Linked DNA regions of Homo sapiens: all the other regions are linked to region 2. A link is a loop called in an ENCODE intact Hi-C map of the cell type or tissue named here. Cell type or tissue: Calu3. All regions are shown on one strand.

Region 1 (8,000 bases), 80 kb before region 2:
AAAGAGAGCTGCAGTGTTGCTCAGTATCCAGATTCTAGAACTAAATTTTTTCTGGAGTTAATATAAGTATTCAAAACAAGAAATAAAGATCTCATTGGAGACCAGGAGGTGTAGAATACACAGTAGAGCCTCCAGGCAGTAGTGAATTTCCCCTCAACACACTGGCTACTAGTTACTTCACCTCTTTAGCGAGGATACAAAAAGCAAATGTACAAAAGTAACCCCCAAAAGTCCACCTTTGTTATTGTTTGGCCCACCAATTTGAATCGTGGACCATAGTCAAACTCCTAGGCTACCAGTTGATCCTGGGTACTTCATCTTAGCAAGGCCTAGTTTTTCTTTACATTGTTGTATACGCAAAAATTCTCAGATGGTGACTGAGAACTTTTTGGAATTTTAACACAAAATATCTCCAAAAAGAGAGCTAATAATAGGAAAGTGTCAAGACAGTGAAGGAGTCTAGGAAAATGGTGTGTGAATTTAAATCTCCCTCATGAACATCCAAATTCTACTCATTACAGCTCATTGGTTAATGTATTGCTTGTATAAAACTGTTTGTAAAGTTAAATGTATTAGGTACAGTAGGGACACTTGGACCAAGTGAAACCATCCTTATTTTACAGTTAAAATACTACTGACCAAAGTAGACAATTCTGAAAAAGCAAATCCTAAATGGCTGTCTTAATGAGATACATATCCACGTGGATTTATGACAGGTTACATAAGAACAGACAGGATGGTCTCCAACGTGCCACTCGTGGCACTAGGAGTAGTGAATTAACTATTTGCACTACCCTATTATTAAGGACAAAACCACATATGCTTATGTGTGGACAAACTGTGGGCTTATGGGAAGAAGAAGAGATGGAGGCCAGAAGATTTGTATTATTAATAAATGCCACTATGGATTACTATAGACTATTACTTACTTCCCATTTATCTCTGATTAATACTCTCAGAGTCTCTCAGCTAAGACAGACCTAGCAAAATAATGAAGGTAATAAAGTTTGTATCCAGTGCGCTTTCCTCCCCTATGTCTGTCCACCTCTTCATTCTAGCATCTTCTTCTCACTCTTGTTCCTTGGAAGACTTCCAGCACACTCCCATTGCCCCAAAATGGAGACAAGCCAACCTGAGCCTTCTTGTTATTTGCCTTCCTAGAAAGCTCACCTTGTTGCAGAGCACTGGTTGTTAAATGAGAAGGCATTTTGAGTTAGGTACAGTCAAAGGAGAGAAGAATAGATGTTTCCATATAGCAATTTAGTATAGGAAACTTGCTGGACAAGCATTGAAAATTAAAAAAAAAAAAAAAAAGGACCCTAAGGTAACAGCATTAATAAGCACAAGGGATTACGAAAACCCAGAATCTTGGAGGGGGGAGCCCAGAGCTGGGACTCACACTTCATTGCTGCTGGTATCTCTCAGGGGGTGCAGCAAGACTGATTTGGGGAGTACTCAAATAATCTAGAAACTTGCCTGCCACTCCAGGGTGAAAAGTCACTGCTGAGGTGACACTAATGGGAACAGGAAGAAGCAATACTCTCCTCCCTCTGGCAGGCTTGTGGTCCTCTTCTAGTGCCACCTAAGAGCTAGATGGTGAAAAAAACCCAGAGTCACAAAGTAGAATACAGAAAGGTGCTTTTGAAATAGAGACAATAGCTTAATAACCACACAGGTGATAAGTTGAGCAATGTTCTAATGTTTCTTCTTCTTGAGTAACATGTACATTTTAATTGCTTTACTTCTGATTAAATAGCAATATAAATATTTTCAGACTTGGGCAGGGATACTAAGGACTAGAAAAGAAATGAACATATTTTGAGGGCTAAGGAAATTACCTAAACTTCAAATATCAGGTGACTGAATTTTCCTCTAAGCAATAGCATTCAATCTTCACTGCACATTGGAATCATCTGAGAAGCCTAAAAACTACAAATACCTTTGTCCCACCTCCAGAGATTCTGACTTCATTGGTTTGAACTGCAACCTGGACATGGGAAATATTAAAATACCAAGTGTTTATAACGTACAGGCAAAGTCAAGAACTACAGAGAAGACGAATAATAGTGAGCACAGCTGCCTAGCACTAGCATTTGTGGAAAGGAAAGAGATTTGGAGGTGAAGTATAGGGGAGGAAGCCCTCTGCCTTGAAGGCACTCTCGCTGTGCACAAATACAGCTAATACCCTCCTGAAGGGTGGCTGGAAGGTGGGTATTTAGGCTATGTTAGTACAGTCCCTTAGTGAATTAAGGAGCACAGTATATGGAGGGGGAAAGACACGTGCAGCAATAAATGATTGGCGGTGAGAATGCAAAGGGTAGAAACATAATTCTAAGAGAGAAACTAAAATTGAACCAAGGGAAATGGAAAGTTAATCAATACAGCATAAAACTCGGTGCCCAGGGTGACTTATACCTCTCTTACAGCTCTGTAAATGTGATACCATTTAGTCCACAAGTGTTTGTTTTTCACAGATTTGCTCTTTATCAAGCCTGTTCATCTGTGTGCCTTCTAAAACTGATGTAATATAGCTGAGAGAAAATCTTCTTTGCTGAATAACAAATAAAATATTTGTTAAGTGAATAAACTTACTGAATATCTGCCATCTCTAGATATTGGAGTAGGCCCTAGAAAAAAGCAAAGATGAATAATACATGATTCCCAGTGGAAAGACAGAAAAGACCTCATTTGTTACATGTGGTATATTGAGTAGTATGAAAGATATAAAAAGTCACAGTACACTGCGGAAACTCCCCCTGCGGGAAAGGCACTGTTTTAGCCTCTAGGAGTAACATACAGGTCCCACCTTCAAGGAGCTCACAGTCCAAAATCTTGGGTCATGCAAAAACCTAATGCCAACTGGTACAAGCCACTAATCATGGGCATCTCATCATCCAATCAGCACACAGCTGTCACCCCTAGTAGAGGATCTTTCTAGCCCCACTGTTCTACTTTTTCCTGGATGTCCTCACTGGGATTCTGGATAGTTCTAATATTAACAGAACCCCTTTGATCTGAGCTCTCTGTTCTAGACTGGAATCACTTCTGAGGACTTCTTTCTGGCCTAGATAAGCTTGTCTAGAACAATAACTTTCAAACTGTTATCAGCTGCGACCCGTATTAAGAAATACGTTTTCATCAGAACTCAGTCTACATACATCTGTGTTTGTGTCTGTGTGCAGATGTACAAAAAGCTGATTCAAGTTTCATGCAACAATGCCTTCATCATGACATGAAATGCACTCTGAATTGTTTGTGTACTCTATCCTATTTTAAAATATTTTTGAATGTGCTAGTTACAACTCACTATATTGATTTCATGACCCACTATTGGGTTGCAACCCACATTTTGTAAAGAACTGGGGAAGTCCCTTAAAGTGCGATCCATGGACCAACAGCATTGACATTGCCTGCGAGTTTGTCAGAAGTGAAGACCCTAGACCAACTGAATCAGAATCTGCTCAGATTATTGAGGATCTTTTGAAACTGCAGATTCAGATTCAATAGGTGTGAGGTGGGCCTAAGTTCTCCATTTCTAACAAGCTTCTGGGTGACACTGATGCTGCTAATATTGAGAGCCTACTTTGGGTAGCAAGGATTTAAAGAGAAGACACAAAGCAGATGGATAAAATTGAAATCACTTTTTGAGGCTCCACTCTGTAAGTTCTGTGGGGGCAGAGATATATCTATATAGATCATCACTGTATCCCACGTGCCTAGTAGATTGGCTGACACACAATCAGTGCTCAGTAAATGTAGAATTGATTCATTGAGTAGATGGATGAAGGAATGAATAAATTCCAGTTAGGCTATAGAATCAACTCAGTCTCTCATGTATATGCTAAAGTACAAGTATCACTGTTGGTGAGAAAGGTGAGTCAGATCAGGAACTCACTCCACTGCCTCAACCACTAATGTAGAGGCAGGCAACTCAAGAATTCTTAATAAATAGAAACATATTTGCTCACAAATTAAACTAGCCTCCTATATTGGTTTTTGATTTATAAATAGAAAGACCATACAGTTTATCATCCACATAGAGACTCCAAGATTAAAAGAGGGCCCTGTTAATAAATCAGACTGCCTGGACATGCAGAGACATACAGGTACTCTAGAAGCAGTCAAAATACTACAGCTTCAGGTCAATATGGGGGAACATAACGCCCCTCAAACCACTTTGTTTATACTTTAGTGATAGCACTTAGCACATTGTATCATGGTTGTTTGCTTAATGCCTAGGTTCCCAAATGCAATGTGAGTACCTGAAGGCCAGGGAGGGAGTTCACCTCTATGTCTCCAGTGTCATCTAGGACCTGTCCACTCAGATGCAAAAAGGTCTATTGAACAGATTTGGTGGTCTAGAAACACACAACCTACCTTAGTAATAGGTTATCTTGACTGTAGCCAACATAGAAAACCAGAAGACATTGGGATAAACTGATTCAAGGAGACTTGGTTTCTTTTCCCTATAATAAAAAAAGAATACTAAAACTCTGATTTCATGAAAAAAAAAATCTCAGTAACAGTCAATGACTGAAAGAAAGACAATGAAGTAGAGGAACATAGGCAACTAACGATCTGTAGGGGATTTGTGGTAGAAATGACAGATGAGAGAATGCCAAGAAACAGGATCTAGACAGAGTTAGCTAGCAGCCAAGCAAAAATGCAGGATAATTAATAAGTTTCACATTTTCAGAATTGGTTAATTGTGCACCCAGAGATTGTTATTACTACAACCGATCATTGCAGATGGCAAGGCCAGGCTATCTGTAACTTATCCTACAGCCAAAATATCTTGGAGGTACTCCTGACTGGCATCTAGCCAAACTGTGTCAGTTGAAGGAAGCTTCATATCTCTACCATGTCAGAATGGAACCAACTGCCTTTTGAGATAAAACAGCATTCAAATAGAAAACCCTTCAAAAAAGAAAAGACAGAAATAATTTATGGATCCAAAGATCCAAACAGTTGATGTAACCACAGGAATTATTTCTCAGATCTACAGGGACTGAACCATTCCTAGTAGATGTTAGCACAGTGTTGCTGACTGAGTTGGGAGTTTATGCAGGCTCAGTGCTGAATCCAGAGACGTGAATCACTGAACAAATAGCTCAGGTTCTCTAATGGGCAGGTGGTGGCACCAGTTCACTAACCAGAAAGAGATGGGAAGGAGGGTTAAAGCTGAGCTAATAGTAGCTCCCTTAAGACAGCAAATCTTCTGCAGAATATACTCCAGTTTGGGCTTCTTATTCTGGATTTTGAGCTGAATGGTCTGTGTGTCATCTTTTATGCCTTCTCAGCTTAGTTCTTAGGAGTTTAGAAGAGACAGAAATGGAGTAGAAAGAAACTAAGACCATCATTCAGTAATAACTTACCTTACGGCAAGTGCCATATTGTATCACCTCATTTAAGATTCAGAGCCACACTAGAAATTAGGCATCATATACCCAATTTATATACAGTAAGCCAAGAGGCAGAGAAGTTACTTACAGAGAAGGCAAAGAAGATTTCATGTAAGTGGGAAGTTATTGTGCCAGGCATCTGAACTTAGGTCTCTCTGACCCCAAAACTCCATTTGAAATTTCCCCATAGAGTCAGTGGCTCTACTGGGAAAGCCCTACTCACTCCATTCCGCCTTGGAATGATGTGCCCTTCAAACCCAGATGGTACATGTCCTGTGTGAACTGCAGAAATAATACGTGAGTACCCTGGAAACCTGCAGTTTATTATTTCTGTCTTACACTTAAAACACATGGTGGCCACAGTAGTTGGAAACAAATAAGAGGTGATCTGGTGCTGGGAAAGTGAGTAACCATGTAATTAGCAAAGCTAATGTTGTGCAGTTTCCATAAATAACATGCTGTTTACTTTTGTTATTAAGAGACTTTTAATATTAAAAAGTGTGGGGGGTGTCTAAGGTAGACAAGAAAGATGATATCAGGCACCTGGCAAAGGAGGGAAAAAACTTACTCTGAGAAACTATCTCTTCATTGTTTAATGTTCTTTACATCCTTAAAAATAATCCCCTCAGTTTTCCTTGCAGCTTGAGAACTTGATTATTTGTTGCATTGGTTATGAGAGTGGTAGAGTGAGACTTCCACCTGAAAATTTGCCTACAGAGAAGACAGCTTGTTATTATTATCCAAGACAGGGAGTCTCCTCATCAAGATTCCACCCCATGGGGTCTGAGCCATGGCAGAAGAGGATTAAAGTGTTAGATCATGCAGCACAAGCAGTCCCTCCCAGGGTTCTTGGAAATGGCTGCAAACCATCTCTAATCTAGACATTTAAGTCTCCTCCCATATCCTTCATTCCTAACTGCCTGGGTCAAACTCATTTTCTCCTTACCTAATTTTTCTGAAAATGCATTATTCAATATTTCTGTTTTGGAAGTATTCTCATCTTTTTCCATTTTGTGGCTTTGCTATCTAATTTCAAACATAAATCCACTAAGTAGAGTTGACATCTAGTTCCAGGGTCTGTCCAGGGGACTATAGGCATGCAATAAATGTTAAATCATGATGACAATAGATACAAATAGCAATGTGATCACAGTGAAACACTTCATTTTCCTAGTTGCATGAACTCTACAAAGCTTTGACCCCAAAACAGCTTTGTATGCACGTGTGTGTGCACGCACATGCACACACACACACGCACATGTTTCTATGGTTTCTGTTACCATAGGAAGCATTTCCATTCTGCTCCATTGTACGTTTATACAACACCTCATTGCTATTGCTATGGTATCCAGAAACATTGCTTAAATTAAATGAATAGAAAACATCAGGGAAGAAGAAAGGGATTAAAATACAGACAGTTGAAAGAGAACAGAATAACAGAGGGTAAGAATGGGTGATGATTTTTAGAAGCAATTATTTTCTAATGTAATTTTATTCTGGTACATTTCTTTTTGAATACATATTTCACTGAGCATTCTGATTCTCTTCATCCATGTAAAAGCAACTTGGAGGTATGGAAAAGAGACCATATTTCTCAGTCTTAAGATATTCCTGGGAAGGATATGGAGCCCAGGCCAAATCATCCTATGTGTTTCTCAGCACTGCCCAAGTGATGTATAGTTGAAGAATAACCTTGAAAGCAAGAAATTTTCATTAAATGCCCCCCAAAAAAGCCAATAATAATGCCTCCATAGCAGATAAGGTGGGTACAACTGCTATTGCTGATTGCACAGTTGCTGATTAAGAGTCTCAGGTCTTTAGCAGCATCAGCTGATCATGCCATCAAGCTCAGTCCACACACTGTGCCCTGCTTCTCCGCCAGCTGAAATCTTCTGATTCTCTTCCTCAGTCTCTCAGACCCAGCCAGATTTGAGGCTAAAAGTTTAACTAGCTTTCTAGCCCCATCCTTGGTGCCTTCTTCAAGTCATGCTTGGTGCCAACCCAGACCTGGTCTTGTACAATAATTCTGCCATTTTCTGGTTTGTTCCCTGGAGTTAGAGTACCAAGTTCCTGTGTCTGCTTAATGTCCCAAGACATTAAGCAATACTTACATGAGGTTCTCAACATATTTGACCTAATAATACTAATAGATGACATTTGTTCAATGCCACCTATGTGGCACATAAAATATAAATGTATGTGCCAGGCACCACTTTCCATGACTGATCCTGATACTTACAGATCAGGAAGTTAGCTTTTTCAGAATACCCAAAGCTTCTTAAGCAATGGACTTGATTTGAACCCAATTCTGAGGAAATTAGAATCTAAATCAAATTTTAACTTTAGTACATTGAAAAATTGTAGCCTTACATTAGAGCAATCTGTTAACATCACCAATAGCTGGACAAATTAGCATGAGGTGCATCCTGGTATGATGCACTGAGAACATAGCATCACTTCAGTGTCATTCCTGCCCAAAGGGTGTAACTTCGGTGCAATCATGAGGAAGCATCAGGCAAACTCAAATTGAGAGACAGTCTGAAAGACAGTTGACCTATATACCCTTTCTAAAAATGTCAAAATGAAAAATCACAAAGA
Region 2 (8,000 bases):
TCTGAGAATATAGGTGATGGACTAAGGCCATGACAGCTGAGGAGCCCACCAAGAAAGAAGTAGAACTGGATGAGAGGTCTTACTAATGAAGGCCTATTAACTAAGGATATATTTCAATGGCACAGACTTTTCATATCAAGAGGAGGTGTAAGAGCCACAGGGAAGCTGAAGGATAACAAAACCCTGAAAGAACAGATGACTCCACAGGTAGACTCAAGTCTGGTCCACATATCAGGACTGTGCCAGGATAACGGCAACACAGAACAATGTTCCACCATTTAACGTCAACTACTTCAACTTTCATCAAAAGTCTGACTGAAGTCCATCAACTACTCCTCCAGGTATTCGAAATTCTGTCCTTATGTCAGTAAGATCACTAGAAAACTTGATCACTTCCTAAGCTGTGTTAGCTTAATCCTGGCAGAATGTTTTTCTTCGGTTTTTATTTTAAAGCTATGTCCAGATGCTGTCATCTTTTCAGCTACCATGTTGATCCTCACAATTCTTGGCATTGTTCCCCATCCAGTCATCAAAATCAGAAACCTGCGTCAAATCCCTCTTCTCAGATTTGGTCAGTCCTAAAATCTTAACTCGTATATCCTAAACATCTCAAATCCACTTCTCTCCACTCATAACTCCAACATTTAATCTAGGCCTCCCTCATCCCCGCCTCTTTTCCGTAAATGGCCAGCTGCCCTGCCTCCAGTGTTTCCTTCCCTAGTGTATTCTCCATACTGAGACCAAACCTAATTTATTAAAATGCAAATTTAATATGCCAACCGCTTGGCTAAAATCTAAATAAGTTCAAATTGTCCATAATTCTCAGGCTTTCCCTTGATATCTGGGGCTTACATTCAATTACCTATCACTTTGCAGAATGACATCTCACTTTCCTCTGTACAAGGGGAATCAGAATGCAGTCAGGTATTCTAGCTCTGCCCTCATGTCCACTATTCTCCTCATGGCCCCTCTAGGCCATGCAAGATCACCTCCCCCTCAAACTGCCTGTGGATTACTTCATGGAATATTCTAGAACTGCAGTAGTAAGGAGGCTAAGGTAGGACAGAAATGTGATTCCAGCAAGCTGACCCAGGCTCAATTACTAGCGTGCCTAGCTGACCTAAGCTGTGGTTATGCAGCTCACAAGAGGGAGGCAGAAGACAAAGCCCAAAGCACAATGGAAGATGGGCTTCCTCTACGGACCAAAGGAAGGGATTAATAAAATAGTTTATCTTTGACCAGAGGGATAGAAATAGGGCAACTATTGGTAATAAAATCAGAGAATATAAAGATTAGAGTCAGAGACTGGGAATGAACAGCAAAAGCCTGAAAAATCCAAAAGTAATGATTAAAATGTATGCTAACGATTATTGAGAAAACACTCACTACTTAAGACATTCTTTTCTGTAATAGTTTAGACCTCTCAGAATAAAGGCAAAATAAGCCCTTAACCGACCATGTGTTCTATTCAGTGCTATGGGGACACGGTGGCAAAGACATACATGCTACTGGAGAAGGTGGGAAAGATCATTAACCTTAGAAATGCAACTCCTGGGGAGAAAATGCTATTTTCTTATTTCCCAGGTAGTAGAGCAGAATCAGTGTGAAGTGTATGTTTGGGTTCTGTGCTAAAATGTCCCCTTTCTAGAAGACCAAATGACTCCTGATTGCAAAACACAACATCTATCATTTATAACAGAAACTCTGGAAAACCCAAAAGCTCCAAATCCCTTACACAGCCAGAGATCTGGCAGGCGCCAGTCTATTATCTAGCAGCACAAGTCCTGCTTCGAGTAAGACATTCCAAGGACTTTGGCTACTATTTTCACTTAAGTGGAAAGACCATAGTTCATAAAATATTTCTCACGAAACACTCAGTATGTCTATGGTCCAACACATATCACATATAATCATACATATAAATACCACATATCTATGAACAATACACATTTAAAATATACCCAGACCATACGAAATATACTATACTCTATGCAGCATTCAGAACTTTTATTACCTTAATGCTAAAAAAAAATGGCAAACTCATTTTTTGTTTTCTCTTTTCTCTCTACCTCTCTTTCATCCTATCTTTGGTTTAGTTTGCCAGGGCTTACATCTGAGACGATGATATTCAACTCTACATATTTTTCATCACCTTTTCATGACTCTTCTCTATTCACATTCCCTGCGCGTCTCAACCAGGAATATCTGCAAGTTGTTTTTTTTTCAGCACAGTATCTCAAAGGCCAAAGTGCTTACTTAAAAGGAGAAGAGTATCCTCAGCAAACACAATCTTTGATCTCCCCATTAACTCAAGCTCATCCCAGTGTTTGACTTTTGGTTTCGCTAACATTTCTAAATCTGTCTACCACTATTCATTGTGATATCACCTACGTATCATAAAACCCGAGTTCTGCCAAAGTTTAGTAAGCAAAACCTATTTGATGGAAAAATAAAAACACACAAGAATTAGGAAATGGCAAGAGAGAAGACTATGGTGATAAAAAGACTACAATTTCCAAATTTCTTAACCATTGATAGTAATTAAGACGATATGAATAAAATATTAAGACTATTGACTATACTATTATCATTTTTTATAATCAGAAGAGTTTCTGTAGGTAAATTTGTGCTAGCCATAAATGGCTACATAAGGAAGACATACAGCATTCAGCCCTATCATTTATCCTTTTAAGACAATCAGCAATTGTAAACATTATAAGAAATACACAAGTTATGATTCAAGAAAGGAAGATATATTTCCTACCAAACTATGTGTTATTACATAATTATTTAATTTTCCGTATCTTTTTGCAGAAAAGTATCATCTAAATTTTACAGATAGGGACACAAGGGGGCTAAAGAGTTTAAATAATCTACCACAAATCACACAGCTGGTAAGTAGCATTGCCAGAATTGTAGCCTAAATCAGACTTCAAAACTCATGTTTTTCCCATTGTGATTCTCTTTTTTTTTTAGTAGAAATTACATCAAAACAATGGCTAAAGAGTTAATTTCCCACATGGTGGATTAGTGGGTCATTCAAAATAGAGTTTGACATTTAGAGGACATTCCTCACTGAACAGCAACATTATGGTAGCACATATTTCAGATCTAAAGTTTTAGGCAGGACTCCTTTAACCACTGTCCCACCCAGCCAATTTCCTGTCCTATCAGTACTGCTAATTCTAAACATAAACCACTCGAGGAATTTTAACACACTTGCCAAAGAAACCAAAGGAAGGCTTACAAATTGGTAGTTAACTTTCATGTGTACACTACCCTCTGCTGGCTGGAGCATAGCAATCCTTCTTTAGAGTACTTCCTGATGTGAACTGAAATAGCTTACAGCACAGCAGACCATGCATCTGCCAGGAGCACCGTTTTGATAGCTGTTTGTGAGTCCCGGATTGCTGTAAACATCGAGAGTCCCACAGTCCCAACATGACCAGGCTGGCCTTTTCCTCAGGGAATGTTAGCATTTATTCACACCATTTCATTTTTAAATAATGATGGAGAAATAGACAACTACATATTCACCTCAGCGATTCTAACGTGTAACACTGTCTCAGTGTCCGACCTAAAATTCCAAACTACTCTCTAGAACAAGAAAGAAAGGTATATAAACGTGACCTTATTCAAGTCAATCTATGTTTACAACTATATATCAAAAATACAGCATTAAAAAGAACCCAAAAAGATGCTAAAGCGATTTCAGCCACTTATAATAAATTTTAATCTAATGGGGAATTCATTCTCAAGAAAATAAATCAAGCTGTATGTTCTGTAGTCACATTTGAAACTGCTGCTTTAAACACAACTCATGACCCTCTGGATTATACTGTGAGAATACATATATAAAAAAAGTTTCTCAAACTGACCATCATAAACTGCTCAGACTTCCAACATACGAAAGATTCTTCATTGAGAATTCCACTTAGATAAAACGATCCTCCTAATTACTGCCTTCTCCCAGTATTTGCTATTCTCTTTTATCACCTCCTTCTTAAATAAAGGGAAGGTGTTATAATTTTCCACAATACGTCAATTCAGCTGCTTTATTGGTTTGCTTCTCATGAGAAATGAGGCCTAGGGATCATAGGATTAAAATGTTTTTGTCCCACTGATTTTTGAAGAGTAGTATCAGGGTAATGATAAAATTCAATGTATTTTCAAACAGAAAACTTTTGGCTACCATAACTATCTGTTCCTACTCTTCCTTTAAATGGATGATTTAAATACCACTGATGTGATTGTTTTTATTCTAGAACAGCCTAGAGTAATCACTTAAAAGTCAGTATTCTTTCCATAAATATTTATTGCATTGTGAGCAAAAGAGTCAAGTTCCGTGAATTCACAGAGCTTGTACGTACAGTGGTGGGAGAGACAGACATTAAACAATGTACATCCAGACATATACTTACAAACTGTGATTAAACACTGGCAAGAAAAGAATATGGGAAGAATAGAAGGAAACACCTATCCAGAAGCGGTGAAGGGAAAGGACAAGAAAGGCTTCTCTCAGGAAGTGACATTTATCTGAGACCTAAAGGATGAATTAAATTTACTCATATGAAAAGAGGGGAAGAAAACATTCTAGGAAGAGGAAACACAGTGCGTGTGAGAAGACTCTGAGACTAAAAGGAGGTAAATCCATTCTGGGACCTGAAAGACTACGGCCAGGGTGGATAACAACTGGTAAGCAAAAGGGAAGGTGGCACAAGATGAGACTGGACAGGCCAGAAGTAGATCAGGCTGACATAAAGGTTATGTAAAGGATTCTGAATTTTATTCTAAATTCCGCAGAAAGCCATTGATGAGATTTAAGCAGAGGAGTTTCCTTATCTATTTATATTCTGAAAGATACTCTGGCCACCATGTAGGGCATGGAATGGAGGGAGAAACTGCAGAAGCAGAGAAATCAGTAGAAGATTATTACAGCAGCCTAAGAAAGCAGTACTGCCCCATGGTCCTGGGAGTAGGGATGGGGAATAAAAACATATACAAGAAAACAATCATCCGCTCAGTTGTCCCAAGCCAGATTTCTGAAACATCACCCTTAGCTCATCTCCCTCACCCCAATTATCCAATTAGTCACCGAGTCCTGCCATATCTACCTCCCCGCAAAATTCTCAATTCCAACAAGTCCCCTACAATCTCTATTCTAGCTTCCTTGGTTTATAGCCTCACCATCTTTGCCTGACTATTCCAGGAGCCCCCTCAGTAGTATCACAGCTAACTTTCCACAGCTCAAATTCACTAACACAGTGAAGCTAGGAGGACCTTCACAGAACACAGAGCTTCTGCCACTCTCCAAACATCCCTATGGGCTTGCCCTTTTACCAACAGGATAAACTTGAAACTGTTCAGTAGGTAAGGTCCCTCAACACTGGGCTTCCCTCTCTTTAGTCTTCCAGGTCATCTCCAGCTGATCCTCCCCCACTGCTCAGTATTTCCAGCTACACTGAAGTCCAGGGTTCCCCACATATACCACAATGCCTCTCATGCTTCTGTATCTTGCTTAAATTTTTGGCTTTCCAACCAAATTCCCCATCTCTTTTGCCTCAAGCACCATCTCCTTAGGTAGGTGCTTTCCTATGTTCACACAACACCTCTCACAGATCACTACAGAACACAAGATGCTATGTTGGAATATGGTTTGAGTGGCCATTTCTCCTGATGTGCAAGTTTTCTAAGGATAAGAAGCCTTAGTCTGTTCAGCCCCAACACCTGACACGAATGGTCCCATAAACACATGTTGCGTGATGAAAACTATGGCCTTCCTCTCAAGGAACAGGTAATTAAGTAAGAGAAATAAAGTATACAAAAATAGGAAAAGTATATGAATGTAAAAATTGTTAAGCAAATGGCTTTTTTTCCTATTTCTCATAGTACCTTTTCTAAAAGTTCACCTGTCCTCAATTCTTACATTTAGTATCTGCTTATTTACTCAGCAAAAACAAAAACAAAAAAACTTGCATCCTTCTTTACAGAGCAAACAGCAGTTATCAGATATGAATTTCCTCAACCTCCTTGCCCCAACCACCATGCCCATCCTCTACTACAAACTGGCTCCTACTCGCTTCACTGTAAAGTCTCATCTCCTGCACCGCTCCCTATCAATATAATGATCAAGTCAAAATTCTCTCCTGGTGTCCCTTCATTGCCAAGAGTTAATTTAATAGAATTCCTGAAACTTCAGTGAAAATATCTAACAATGGTCATCAATTTATAAAATCACTATTCTTTAAAAATAAGATATTTCCACTTTCTAGAGGATGAAGTTGCAGAGCTCTATAGTCATTCAGCAGAAAACCAAATGGCTTCTATTTTAATTGTAGGTCAGGTTTAAGCTGTCCTTTTACTCACTGACAGTTCCTGATAATGATATAATGATTTCTTCTACCTCCCTAGTATTAACCTTAAGTCATTTATAGTCTCAAAGTGACAGTAGTTTATACAAAACAGCAGCTTCATTGCAAACGCTTGAATACAAATGGCTTATGAAATTTATTCTATGATAAGTGAAAACCAGTGATGCTGTCACCATAGTGAAAGCCACCAAACTAGAAGTGTTCATCCAATTTTGTGGGGAAAAACTTTTTAGATTCATGGAACCGATTAAAGCTATGATATACATTCTTAAGTAAGGTGTGAGGAAGAAGGCAAAGAGATGGAAGAGAAAAACAATGGGTCGGTTTATTTTCTTTTAATCAGCAGAGAGTGAAATGAAATGTAAATGACAGTGCTGAATATAACGGGGCTCAGTTCAGCTTCAGGGTAATTACCCATGTCCAGCTTTTGTTTAAAAATCCTGCTCTCCTTATCAAAGCTTCCCACTGTTCTACATCTGGTACTGGACAGTAGCTATAGAAACCACTTGTGCTAAAGTTATACAACTATAAACAGCACCAGGCCATTTCCAAACCAAGGACAAGCAGGTCAAAAGTCTGGCATCCAATACTATTAAGAGAAACCTCTAGCATTATTCTTAATGAGAACAAGGTACCATTGGAAATCTTCATCCTTGAATTAGGTATTTACATATAATCTATACTTTTTAAAAATTTCACTACATGATAGTAAGTTACCTAAAATCTATGAAAGTATTTTAATACGTATTAAAATCTTCATATCTAGAGTGCTCAAAATGAGTGACAATGATTAAACTTTGACATCTGGCACTCAACATGTAATTTCTTAATACTTATAAAAAAAACATTGGGGATATTAGTCCTTATCATGACAACATAGAAGTATTAACACTTTCTATATGCTATCTACTAGAATCTGTACTTTATAAAAGTCAAAACTTTATCTTAAATGATAAAAGAATACAAAGTCAACACACTAAACATTTAATGACTTGTTAGTTACTGTATCTAATATTTCATTAAAACTAAAAATCTTGTTTAACACCTTCTTGAGTAGCAATAAATGAGTAGCAGACCAAAACATGTGCAGGCATGCACATATATATGCTCTCACTTTAATGTAGAGACTATTCCTCTCCTAGGTGAGTTTTTTAAATTTCCATAATCCATTAAAAGGATAATTAATAAAAATGAGTATGCATTTATACAAAGATCAAAACCAGGCAAACCTATATTGCTTAGGGATGAATTCAATAGTGGTAATATTACAAAAGAAAAGCAAGACAATGATTATGATTACCGTAACAGTCAGAATAGTGGTTACATTGCAGGGGGAGGTATTTATGATCAACAATGGCCACAAAAGGGGGGATCTTCTGGAGTGCTGCATTACTCTATAACCTTGACCTTGGTGGCAGGTACATGGATGTTCACTTTATAATTACTAAAGTGTACATTTATGTCTTATGTAAAAAATACGCATTAAAAATCTCAGAGTTAGATTCTTAGAAGATCATAAAGTGGAAAGAGGACATAAGTTTACATGTGAATTTGAATAACACCAGAAAGATAACTCTAAGTTAAATAAACATATGACAAATAAGAAAAATACAAAAGTATACAATGAGG
Region 3 (8,000 bases), 140 kb before region 2:
GGGAATAAACACCTCTGTTTGTTTTTTGTGTAAAGTGCTAAGTGCCATATAGGCAAGCGTGGTTAGGAACAGTGTGGCTTTAAGGTCCTGAGGCTGAGAGAAGCATCAACATTTTCCTCATTATTTGGGTAGAATGCCATAAGGAAATTTCCATATTTTGGTAAATTGAAGGGCATGGTAGCCCAGCAGATGTCAAGAAGTACAGATACGAAATTCATACCCTGAAATGTCTGGCAGCTTTTTGTGGGCTTCCTGACATTTAACCAGCAAAGACTGTAGATGTGTCTGAAATAAGACTGTTCCTTTGCTTTCTGTGACTTAGACTTTTCTGGGTTTGGAGTCTTCTGGGTTTAGAGTTTGTAAAATAAAGATCAGAATGCTTGCAGCTACACCTTCACCAACACTCCACCAATGCCATTCCTGAGGATAGCCTATGAGGAGTGGGCGACAGTGGGGAGTGAGAGGCTGCAGAAAGGTGAGGAAGGAACATGTGTTGCCAAGGCCAGTGCTCCAAATAAAAACATCAGGTTCTGGGATGGAACTTGAGATTCTGCATGTCCAGCAAGCTCCTAGGAACACACTTTGAGCAGCCAGGACCTTGGATCAGTGCTTCTCACACTATCTGTTGAGAAGGAATAGCTCCCCCACCCACATGATCCCAGGCAGGACTCTGCTCTTCTGTTCCCCAGACATTCTCCTGGGGCAGAGAAAGAGGCCACAGTGACATGACACACTAATCACTTCTGCAGCACACCAGGAACCAGATGCACCATCAAAAATTCTGCTGGTTTCCAGGTTGGGCATATGAGGAAAAAGACAAAAAGAATTCTTCACTTCACTGCTTGAGGCCACACAGTCTCTGTAACACACTGAAGGATGCTAAGTTCCTTTGGTTTTCCTGCAAACAACCGCTAACACCAGTCTTGTATTTAGAGTAGGATTTAAAATCCATCCACAGCCCATACTTTTTAAGGAAGCAAATCATGGGGTTGGCTTCCCATATGCTTCTCATCTCTGGGGTCTGCTTACCAGTTGACTTCTCATAGCATGCTTGCCCCGACTGCCTTGCAGTCTTTTCAGATGAAATTCAAGATTCTCCGGTAACTGTAGCAGGACAACTCCTAAGATCAGCGACCTTCCAAATAACCTTCTCATTCCTCTCATGTTCAGAGAATGGGAAAGGATGCCAGAAAGCTATGTGAGGGTGAATGAGGGCCAGAATTGTAATTTATATCTATGACCTGACAGAAAGGTGGAAACGGGGAGAATGTTACTCAATACTTTTTTGCACTGTACTAATCTCTCCTCAAGGATGCTTTGCCAAGACAAATCATATATTTTTATATAAAGCATCTACCATTTCTACTCCTTTGCCATAAACAGGCATTTCAAACTTAGCAAGGGCAAGAGAACTTTTTTACTAGAATAGAATGTTAGCTCCTTGAAGACAGAAATTCTGCTAGGCTCATTTACTGCCATACCCTGAGCACCAGAATAATGTTTGGCACACAGTAGGTGCTCCGAAAACATGTGTTGGCAACTACCTAACCATAATGGTAATGAGGGCATTGCGAGGCCTCATGACATATCTTCTCTACCTACATATTGTACACATCCTTCTTACACCCCGGTTCACCTCCTGCCAGCCTTTCCTGACTCTTCCCACATTTTATAAACTCCCTTCCCTTCTGTGCAAATTTATTATCTTCCCAGTATCCTCACCTCATCTATATGCCTCCTTTGTTCTACATTTTCTCTGATCTTGCATGTATCAGAGACTTTTACAGCATAAGTTTAAAAACTTATGAAACAGTGAGTGTTACAGCTCCACTGTCCCTTCTAAGCTTACTGCCTAGAACCATGAAAGAATGAAGACTCTAGTTTGCAAAGATTTCCTGCAGAGGTAACAGCTGTGAGTACAGCAAATATTGGACGGATGGGACACAAAGTCACGCTAACAGTATTGAAAGTGTTTCAATAAGACAGAAAAAAAAATACACTTGAAGAAAATGTCCTACTTCACACTTTTGACCAGGGCTAGAATAAATCTGTGAGGAAATATTTGTTGAGGCTTTATGTGATTCTGAGCAATCTGTGAGGTAAAAATCACATAACTACCGGGGACTCTTTTCAGATGTAATGAAATGCAGCCATGGTCCAACCTTGACTAGAGATTCTGCATGGGGGTTCTGCCACATGATGGGAAAGACAGATGGCCCACAGGATTAGTGTTTCTCTGCTCACATAACTTCTTGGAGTAACACTCAAGAACAGACCAAAATGACATCTTATTCTAAGTACCTCCCTTTGTCGATGTGACACCTCAGCAATCCCCCCACAATGACAGAATTTTGGCTCCTCAGCTAAACTTAATGATGCAGAAATAATTCAGGACATGAAAACTGAGGGGAAAAAAAGGTGCTGTACTAAGCAAAAACCACTTAGGGAAAATACCTTTTTTTTTAAATTTTGATCAAGTAATTCAGCCACTCCAAACAATGTAATCATGTTTGTGTTTCTCATTGAGCACTGGTGAAAAACATTTAACCTTTTTTTAAAAAGCCCTTTAAAGGCCAGGTGTGGTGGCTCTTGCCTGTAATCCCAGCCGTTTGGGAGGCTGAGGCGGGTGGATCACCTGAGATCAGGAGTTTGAGACCAGCCTAGCCAATATGATGAAACCTTTCTCTACTAAAAATACAAAAATTAGCTGGGCATGGTAGCAGGCTGCCCGTAATCCTAGGTACTCGGGAGGCTGAGGCAGGAGAATCGTTTGAAGCCGGGAGGCAGAAGTTGCAGTGAGCCGAGATCACACCATTGCACTCCAGCCTGGGCGACAAGAGCGAAACTCTCTCTCTTAAAAAAAGAAAAAATCTTTAAAGACACAGTTTCTCAAGATCCGATTTTAAAACTACAACATTAAAGTATCACCACCTAATAGTATTGTCACACCCTCCACTCTTGTGACAAATTGTTTTATGACTATTCCCTCCCCAGTTCTCACACTAAGAATACTATAAGAGCAGTTAAAAAAAAAAATCTTGGTTTCAAGTTTTCTTAAATCAGCTACAGTTCAACAACCTGAAATAATTAAAAATAAATTAGAACCTAATGTTCAGTAACCCAATCATAGCATGTGGCTAATTGTGAGTATCCAGTCAACACCAGCACCAAGTTCTGATGAAATAAAACCATCCCACTGACATATCCCCGGCACCCACCACCCCCAAGACTCTTAGGATACAATGTCTATCTATCACTTGCCAGGGTTACTTCCTTCTGTTACCACAAACACTCCCATTGCCAGCAAAAGCCTTAATCAGTCTTGAGAAAAAAAAAAAAGTAAGCGAATCCTGCTTTTGCTTTCATAACGCTATAAAAATACATATAGCCTCCTTCGATAGTTATCTATCTCCCCAGTTATGGCCTCCCCAGAATAAATTCTGGTGGGTTTAAGTAGATGAAACCAAATACTTCGAAGTTCCTCTTTCCATAGTAATTACTTACCTCACAACCAAAAGAGGGCAGCACTGAGGGCATCAGTAAAGGAGGTCAAAGTTAAATAGCATATTTAAGTGGGGATCAACCTGCTCATTAAAATCACCTGGTACAGTAAAAAATACCATCCCCAGAGTTTCTGAATCAGCTGCCCTGAGGAGGGACCTCTAAGGCATTGACATTTTATTGATGCTTCCCAGGTTATTCTACTGTGCCTTGTAACCAAAGCAGTTTTCACTTTATGTTTTTCCCTTATTTTCACTTATTAAAATATTTCACTTATTTTCACTTAGTAAAATAGGTTTTCCCTTATTTTCAGCAAAGTTAAACCTGGAAAAACCCCCAAAGAGCATCGAGATTGTGCTTCTCAAACTTCCATGAGGGCACAGATCAGCGGGAGATCTTGTAAAAATGCAGATACCACGTCAGGAAGTGTGGAGTGAGACCTGAGGTAGCACAGTTCTGGCGAGCTCACAGGTGTGCCTCATCTGAGAACCACACCTTGTTCTCCCTGTTAACTTTACTAGATAAAAAAAAATGAGACCCAGACAGAGACTGTGGCTTCCTTCAGGTAATACAGCCAGCGAAAGAACAAAATGTGATCAGAACTGAACATAATGACCTCTGTCTTGGGTTACCACAGCAGCTGACATATGGAAAGAACATCCACTGAATTTTCTATGGGAAACTGGGAGAAAACTAAGTGATAAGGAAATTTTGGCAATTTCAAGTATAAAAAACTCATAGTGTAAAGTTAGTGTAAATAAACTAGGGAGAGGGTTACAATTAAAAAAGTAAGAATCAGTTTCGGGTTTTTTGGTTTTGAAGCAGGAGGTATGAATGCATGGTAAGAGAATAAAACAAACTGAACAGAAGTGAAAAATAAGCAAACCCTGTATAATAGCACATGAAAAAGGGCACAGAGAGGGAAAAAATGAAACAATAGAAAATAAAAGACACCAGGCTGACAAAAGGAAAATAAGAATAAAAGTAGAGAGCTGGAAAATTAGACACAGGTTCTAAAATAAAAGGAAAATACAGCAGCATGGAAAGGAACAAAAAGAAAAATCTAATGAGACGGGAGGATTCCTGGAAAAAGACTATATAAAATAAATTGCAAGAGAGTAGAGACCATGAGAAGGTAAAGTACTAAAGACAGTCAGGAACCTGAACACATATAAAAAAAAATTTGTCTTATTTAGTAGAAAACAGAAAAGAAGTTGTATTTCATGAAATATCATGGTTTTTATTTTTCCTGTTTATATTTTTTAAATAACAAAAAGTAATTTCTCCATTACCAGCTGGGACCTGAAAGATTTGCACAGTTCTAGGAAGGGGAAGTAAGAACTCTTCTGAGGCTACCATCTCCTCTAGGCAGAAGGAGTTGAAAAGAAAACAGGTTTAAGTCCAAAAGCATTCCATTTTTTGTGTCCTATGTAAAATATTATGGGACCCAGAAACTCTTCACCAGCCAGGTGACCACATATTTTACCACAGCATGAGAGACAGGCTTTTTTGAAGAAGCCATAACTCCAGCTTTATGAACTGATCCAGGCAGTCAAAACCAAGAGGAATCATCTTCAGGAGGAAACGTTTCCCCTGAGCATGTATCTGTGAAAACTAAGTTCAGACTGATGAGTCTTTTCGACATGGGTAACACTAAGCACCATTGTTGCCCAAATACATTTAGATCGTGGCTCTAGGGAAGTCCCTTTAATTACATATTTCCACTGACCATTTCCATTCACTAACCATAGCTCATTTCCAATTCCAAAACATCACTTAGAGTCTCAAGGAAGAAAAAAAAATATTGCAGAAGTTTTCTTTCCTATAGACCAAACGTTAAAAATTCAAATGCCTACAAGGACAGGGCAGCTCACACAAATGGGTAAAGCTGGCCTGCCTTAATAAGACTGGGAGCACGTGTCACATTAAAAGGTAGCTCCATCTACCCAGTTCCAGTATGCAGAAATGCAGACTCAGTGCTACCACATGCACCTGCATTCCAGGAGACTGAAGAAATGCAGATTCTTAGGTGCGATCTCCTGATTTTTAAATGTTAATGATTAGTTTGTTCGTTTGTTTGGTTTGATTTTGGAATAACTTTGCAATTCTGTTTTAGATCCTGCATTTTCGTTGGAAAAGATGGAAAATTTTCTTAGCAATCAAAAAGGAAAGAAGTAGACATAATGGTATGAGACAAGTGGATCCACCACAAGTAGACTCACCCATAAAATAAAGCACAAGTGGTTTGTACTTTTATAACATTTCTTTTCATGGCAGGGCATGGTGGCTCGCACCTGTAATCCCAGCACTTTGGGAGGCCGAGGCTGGCAGATCACAAGGTCAGGAATTTGAGACCAGCCTGGCCAACAGGGTGAAACTCCTTCTCTACTAAAAATATAAAAATTAGCTGGGCGAGGTGGCACACTCCTGTAATCCCAGCTACTTGGGAGGCTGAGGCAGGAGAATCGCTTGAACCCAGGAGGCAGAGGTTGCGGTGAGCCAAGATCGCGCCACTGCACTCCAGCCTGGGTGACAGAGCAAGACTCCTTCTTGGAAAAATAAAATAAGACCTCTTTTCATCCAAGGAGAGGGAAAGTGGCAATTCTAACATAATGGCCAATATGATCAGTAGGATACAGCTGGCAAAAACTTAGCCTCACTTCTAGCATTTATTCCTATAGCTCCATATATTGAGAGCATTTTCTTTCCATTCACCAATGACATGTCATTCATATCATTAACAGAAATAAGTTTAGTTCTTAGATTTTGACTTGAAATCCCCTGGGTAGTCCCTTTTTACTCAGTATCAACGACTGTTGGAGAAACCATAAAGAACTCCCCCTAACACTGGTTCTGACTACACAGCTTTTCTAGGAGGGCTGAGGTTGCCGGTGTAAGAGAAGGAGTTCCACAGCTTCACTGTTCAGCATTAATATTCACTGATAAAAAGAAATGTGTTTCTTAATATGATAACCAGCTCCTAGTCTCCTGAGGCTCCACTGTAGCTGAGTTTCATGAGGCCCACATCAATCTTCCAAAACACATCTGAAGCCATGCAGTTCACATTCCAGCTATAAATGGGAGACACTGACCCAAGTCCAAACAAAAACAAAAATCATCCAAAACCTCCTCTTTCCAACATCACAGGCTTCTGAATAAAATGTTTACATTCTCCCAGGCTGGAGTTCTTCCAGACAGGGCTGGAAACCAAAGTCACAGTGAATATCAGAGGCTGACTGATTACAAATCAGGAAACCTACCCAGAAACATATGTCCGAGGTGGAAAAAGAAGGCTGGTCTGTTGAGCGTATGAAGACTGGGAAATACACATATGTGCTGTATCACTTGCATACATTTGAGAAACTAATGATTATCCATAGGCACAAATACAGACACACACCATATACACACACATAAGAGCATTGCCTTCTCCTCAAAATTCACTGATTCCCATACTTTATTTTTTAGATAAGCTGAACACACAATAGCAAATTAATGTTTTAAGAACCATAACAGATGGCTGGCAAGATGGCTAGGAAGAGCTCTGGTCTGCAGCTCCCAGTGAGATCAAAGAAGAAGGCAGGTGATTTCTGCATTTCCAATTGAGGTACCCACTTCGTCTCATTGGGACTGGTTAGACAGTGGGTGCAGCCCATGGAGGGTGAGCAGAAGCAGGGTGAGGCATCACCTCACCTGGGAAGTGCAAGGGGTCAGAGAACTTCCTCCCCTAGCCAAGGGAAGCTGTTAGGGACTGTGCCATGAGGAACAGTGCTATCTGGCCCAGACACTATGCTTTTCCCATGGTTTTCGCAACCCACAGACCAGGAGATTCCCTCGGGTGCCTACACCACCAGGGCCCTGGGTTTCAAGCACAAAACTGGGCAGCCATTTGGGCAGACACCGAGCTAGCTGCAGGAGTTTTTTTCATACCCCAGTGGTGTATGGAATGCCAGCGAGACAGAACCATTCACTCCCCTGGAAAGGGGGCTGAAGTCAGGGAGCCAAGAGGTCTTGCTCAGTGGATCCCACCCCCAATGAAGCCTGACAGGCTAAGATGCACTGGCTTGAAATTCTTGCTGCCAGCACAGCACTCTGAAGTCAACCTGGGACACTTGAGCTTGGTGGGGGGTGGGACACTGGTCATTATTGAGGCTTGAGTAGGCAGTTTTCTCCTCACACTGTAAACAAAGCCTCCAGGAAGTTCGAACTGGGTGCAGAACCCACCGCAGCACCATGAAGCCACTGTAGCTACACTGCCTCTCTAGATTCCTCCTCTCTGGGCAGGCCATCTCTGAAAGAAAGGCAGCAGCCCCAGTCAGGGGCTTATAGATAAAACTCCCATCTCCCTGGGACAGAGCACCTGGGGGAAGGGGCAGCTCTGGGTGCAGCTTCAGCAGAATTAAATGCTCCTGCCTGCTGGCTCTGAAGAGAGCAGTGGATCTCCCAGCATAGCGCTCGAGCTCTGCTAAGGGACAGACTGCCTCCTCAAGTGGGTCCTT

Evidence for each region. Hi-C counts contacts between places; a loop is a spot of excess contacts. Peaks named below come from ENCODE experiments on the same cell type or tissue, not always from the same donor. Only the 100,000 strongest peaks of a DNase experiment are listed, where the experiment ranks them.
Region 1: a loop joins it to region 2, with 6 times the contacts of the local background. A loop is called at or near these places in 6 of 110 quality-filtered maps.
Region 3: it touches region 2 in a loop (7-fold over the local background); 20 of 110 quality-filtered maps call a loop at or near these places.

Annotation. Positions count from the first base shown.
Region 1 is chr6:126,109,332-126,117,331 of GRCh38, reverse strand. It overlaps a transcript of TRMT11 not described here. Among named protein-coding and RNA genes, the nearest start is that of TRMT11, 130 kb to the right of the region's middle. In Calu3, no CTCF peak of the experiment used is centred here; no DNase peak of the experiment used is centred here.
Region 2 is chr6:126,029,102-126,037,101 of GRCh38, reverse strand. All of the region lies in intron 12 of TRMT11 (tRNA methyltransferase 11), which reads right to left. Among named protein-coding and RNA genes, the nearest start is that of TRMT11, 47 kb to the right of the region's middle. In Calu3, no CTCF peak of the experiment used is centred here; a DNase peak (open chromatin) is centred at 3,291.
Region 3 is chr6:126,166,590-126,174,589 of GRCh38, reverse strand. It overlaps a transcript of TRMT11 not described here. Among named protein-coding and RNA genes, the nearest start is that of CENPW, 170 kb to the left of the region's middle. In Calu3, a CTCF peak has its summit at 3,515 (motif pointing right); no DNase peak of the experiment used is centred here.